Regions from separate parts of the Homo sapiens genome. Here region 1 is linked to region 2. The links are chromatin loops, found by intact Hi-C in ENCODE. Cell type or tissue: IMR-90. All regions are shown on one strand.

Evidence for each region. Hi-C counts contacts between places; a loop is a spot of excess contacts. Peaks named below come from ENCODE experiments on the same cell type or tissue, not always from the same donor. Only the 100,000 strongest peaks of a DNase experiment are listed, where the experiment ranks them.
Region 1: a loop joins it to region 2, with 5 times the contacts of the local background. A loop is called at or near these places in 1 of 110 quality-filtered maps.

The regions. Positions count from the first base shown.
Region 1 is chr6:101,538,732-101,541,231 of GRCh38, forward strand. All of the region lies in intron 2 of GRIK2 (glutamate ionotropic receptor kainate type subunit 2), which reads left to right. Among named protein-coding and RNA genes, the nearest start is that of GRIK2, 150 kb to the left of the region's middle. In IMR-90, no CTCF peak of the experiment used is centred here; a DNase peak (open chromatin) is centred at 1,000; H3K27ac peaks cover 360 bases.
Region 2 is chr6:101,399,590-101,402,089 of GRCh38, forward strand. The region is part of intron 2 of GRIK2 (glutamate ionotropic receptor kainate type subunit 2); the gene reads left to right. Among named protein-coding and RNA genes, the nearest start is that of GRIK2, 7.1 kb to the left of the region's middle. In IMR-90, no CTCF peak of the experiment used is centred here; no DNase peak of the experiment used is centred here; H3K4me3 peaks cover 1,424 bases; H3K27ac peaks cover 64 bases.

The DNA of each region.
Region 1 (2,500 bases), 140 kb after region 2:
ATTTAATTACCATTTGTGAATATGTGACTGTGTTAGAAATGTCTGTAGAACAAGGACAAATGGGTTCCGAATAAATATCTGAGATTTTTCTGATAATTAAAATGTTGTTGCCTTGATGAATGTTTTGTGAAATTTATCCAGAGACCTCCTTTGTCAGCTTAGAATTCCAACCAAATTTTATGTGGTAGTGAATGCTAGATTGCTAACTTGTTGATAAATGTGTTATTATTATAATTTGAACGTGTCAGATATAGTACCACACAAAGGAAAAATCTGGCATGTTGAAAAAAAAAGAGAATTTCAGGGTTCATCTAGCAAATCAAAGAATATTGAATCAATCAACAAATAATCATTACTTAGAGGCAAAGAAATTGAACTGTCACTTCATACCATTAGTTAGATAATGATTAACACAGACTCTTAAAATAAAAATAAAAGCTTCTGAAGGCCAGTTCACTTCTGTTGTAGATAGCAAATTTTACCTTTCAGTTTTATTTAGTTCTTTGAAAACTTATAACTACCAGATTGTAATAGCAACCATACATAGCAGAAACATAAATATTTGGTGAAAAGACATCCCCGATAGGAATATCCAACAAATATAAAGTACTGTAATCTAAACTCCAAATTCCAAAATGTTAATAAAGCCATCATGGAAATGGAAGAAAGGAAGTAATCTGAATACTTGAAGGCTTTTATTTTAAAGTTTTACATGATGAAATCAGAAAATTGAGTATTTATATCAACTATAAAGTGTCATCTCAGATTAATTGCCTAAAGTTTTAAAGTTAACAGTTTGGATATTTGCAATAAAGTCATCTGCCTAGGAGGGATAGTAGTAGTAAGTAACAGACAATCTACATTATCTACATTTCTTCATGTAGGTTTCTAGTGGGCCTTCTTTTATCTTTTATTTTCTTTGCTAACATGACATCTCTAAGTACATTATTTTTTGTGTTTCATACTTTGGATTCTACATGGCTGAGTCATAAACACAATTCTCAAGGTCCTAAGTCATGTTCGTACATGAAAAAAATTTTGTTTTGGCTGTAGGATTTTTTTTTAATTTTAACATACCAGAAATTTTACCTTCGAGCTCTGAATTTTCAAAAAGTGGCAGCAACTTTATTTAGAAGTTTCTTCTCATGCCTCAGTTTTGTCGCAGCAAGTTGATAGGGCTTTAGCTACATTATCTCATAAGTTCTTTAAGATTCATCGATTCATATTAAAAATTGGAGAATAAGTGTGCATCCATTGATATTTGGCCTTTGAATTTGTTCCACCTGCCAATAAAGTAATATTTCTTGGCAGCTTGCCATGAAAGGTCAGCACTTCTTGGCATTTTTTTCACCTGATTTTTAGATATTCATTCAGAAATAGTTATTTTTCTCTGTGGTCAAAGCTGTGGTTTATGAAGATATACATTCTTTTGCAACTCCATCTTATAGAATTTTGAGTTTATTCTGACAATTTACTTTGGTGCATATAAAAAGACTGCTTGATAGTGCCAGTGTCAGTTTAAGTTTAGATCTTTGTAGGACATGGCAAAGAACATAATTTTCATTGAAAAGCTACATAAACATTATAAGACCTAGTACTTGATGGCACAATAGGGTGCCCATAGTCAATGATAATTTATACTTTTAAAAATAACTAAAATTGTGTATTTGGACTGTTTGTAACACAAAGCATAAATGATTGAGGAAATGGATATCCCATTCTCCATGATGTGATTATTTCACCTCACATGCCTGAATCAAAACATCTCATGTACTGCATTTATACACCTACTGTGTATCCACAAAAATGAAAAATTAAAAAAAGGAAAGTTAGATAAAAATGTATGAGGAAGCAAACTTTAAATGTCAGGTCTTTCTGATAACTAGAAGCATACAAATATGAAACTACAGTCTTGTGCAGTTTGAATTGCTCACTAGTGGGTATATTCAAGCAGTTCTAGTTATAAGATGTTTTCTAAAACTGTGAATAAGAGACTGGATGACCTTGCCTGAAAGTTCTTTCTAATTTAAATTTCCTTGATTTACAGATATAATGTAATTATATTGACCTTGGATTTTTGCTTAAGTAAGGTTTCCATAAAGAATTAGGCTCAGAACATCTGTTTTTCTGGGCTAATGCATGGGAGTAGTCTTGATACTTTACATGATATATTAGAGCCATTAATACACCAGAATTTTAAGACCAATTTAAGTAGTGCAAGCAAGAATAATAGATCTGGGGGGAGGATATCTGTAGTTTGCAAAATTTAATGAAAAATGGAAATCAAGTCTTGAGGAAAGATGGGAATCATGGCAGCCCTGAATCTCAGTAGTAGAATTTGCAGACTATTTGTAGATGTCTCAGTTTTAAAACACTTCTATTGCTACATGTCTGTGTTCAGTATTCAAATTTCCATGGAAAACCAATTGATTTAAATTAAGTCATAACACTTCTGTGGCCAAAGCAGTGAATTAGAAAGGAAGTTGGTAGGAGAGGAGAA
Region 2 (2,500 bases):
TGAAGGGAGGGCCAATGTGTGGTAGTGGTCTCTGCATTACCTCCCCACAGTAGCTTGCCACGGAGATGATGATGACGATGGAGGCACGGTCAGCCGCCACTCCCGCCTGTCTCCCCCGGCGCCCTGCGAGCTTGGAGGGGTGCGCGGTCCGCGCAAAAGTGCGCGCCGGGGCTGCACGCCTCTCAGCTTGCGGGGCTGGTGAGTTAACACCTGGTAACTCTTTGGCGAGTTGCGCCTGTCCGCTTCCGCCAGTGACCAGGGCAGTTCTCACGTGCAAATGAAAGGTACTAACCCTTTTGATTTCTTTTTCCAGAGAGCCTTTTCGATTGTTTTCACCGCTTTTCCAGTCCCTGGTGCCCTTACTGGGATGCAGAGCTTTAAAAAATGTTCTAAGATTCGAGGTTCTACTTAACACAGGGAGGCTGCTACTTAGCTGGAACGAAATAGCGTCAAAATTAGAACGGCATTTTGTTTGTTTTTAACTTGCTGAGTCCCCCTCTCACAGCTTTCTGGACGTTATGGACTAATTAATGAAGGATAGTATCTGGGGCGGTGGGGAAGAGTAGTTGTTTAAGGAGGGTTGACTAAGTCTGCATCTTTCACTTTGGCAAGACGAAAGACGTTAGGTAGTTACATTTTTTTATGGAAATGTATTGCTTTTCTAAGAATCAGGGTTTCTTTGGAGCTTGAAGGAAAATCTAAACGTGGGATTCCAGTGGAAACCCTGGTCAGAGGGTCAGAGTGATTGCTTGGAGAAAATGAAGCGTGGGCGATGCTCAGGTTCTCTGGATGGCCAAAGGAGTTTTAGTAGGAGCAGAACTAGTCAGGGAAAGTTCCCTAAAGCAGATAAGAGGAAGAAAGGAGAAAGCCAACAGGATAAATGCTCCCATTGTAGGCACTTCCTCTGACAGTTCAAGTGGATTCAGACCAAAGAGTGCAGGACACCATGTAATCCTGAGCATCTGTCTTTGAGATAAAAGCAGACACATTAAGTCACTCGGTCAAATTTAAACTGAAGAGTGATTGCCTGCATCTTCTATCATGCCAACAGCATCTCCTGTCTTTCCATTTTACCATGTGTGTGTTTTATCCCCCCAATGATAAAATTCACCATCTCTCCTAGGCTTTGTAGAACAAAGGTAGGGATGTTTCACATACATTCAAAAAGGGAACCTCACCGACCACACATACACATAGATGCCCACAGTCAAAAAGCCTGCTGATGATAAAAGAGGCACTGGGTTATAGCTGGATTCCCACTGTAGTAGTTTTCATGCTTTTTTCATGCCTTTAGATGGTACTTAAGCACGTTGCTCTTAGCAACAAGCATCCACAGGAATGATTGTTTCTGTGGACAGGATTAAACAGGTCCGTATACCATTGGAAATGTGTGTGTACGCACACGCGTGTGTGTGCATGTGTGTTTTTTGTGTGTGTGTTTTCAGCAGTTAGGCTTCAAATATGGTAAGTGCTACAGTATGGTAGTTTGCCCAATATTTCGAGTATTTCATCCTAATTATGTGGAATCCTGAAGAATTCTGAAGTGTGTTTGTGAATGAGTGTGCGTTACTAAGTGTGTTTGCCGACTAGATGGAAAAAAGAAGACTTGGAGCCGGAAAACTGCCACCAATACTCTAAGGATTTAATTATTGCCGCTCTGGTCTTGCAGCACAATATTTGCTGAATCACTAGATTGTTACACTCGCTGATCATTTCATATCTTCATATTAAAAATCTTGGCGACTGTAGCAGAGTGCGTAGCAGCTTTCCAAAAGAGCTCTCTCTCTCACACACACGCACACACACGCACACACATACACACACACAAACAAGCTTTCTTAGACCAATGCTTACTAAAAATGTCTTTAAGAAATACGGTAGTAGGCAAAGATCTCCACACTAGTCCCTTGACAACCCTAAACCAACAGTCCAGCTTCTAGATAACCTGCTGTTTTCTACGTTAACTTAAAACATCTTCCACGTGGAGATGCATTTCTTCTGATTTCTGACCTAAGTTGTGGGGAAGAAGGACTGTGTACATTGTTACTGGAACATTTCCCTGTTGGGGCTATTTTGATGTAATGGTGGGAGTTTTATTTTCTTCTGGGATAAACACGTTCTGAGTGGATTGGATGGTTGGTTGAGCACGTATAAGCCACTCTTGAGAATGGTTATTTTCAACTTTGGCTCAAAAGTCCAGCCAGTGCCTCATGCCCTGGACCCGTGCCTTGGAAGGGAAGAGCTTGGAGTTGCACGTGGCGCAGCTGCCCCAGTGGTGGAGAGACCCGCCGCCTCTGCTGGGGAGGCAGCATCCAGTGTCCCTTCCATCCCCCACCCTTGGCGTGGCTAGGCGCCGGCAGCCGCCAGGCGCCTCCGCCGCGGCGCTATGGCAACGGCGGAGCCCGCCCAGGCGGCCACCCCAGCCCCCCTTCCCCGCTAGTTAAGGCTCTGTGTTATCCTTCCCCTTGCTCCCGCTAGGACTGTGATTCGACCCAGCGTC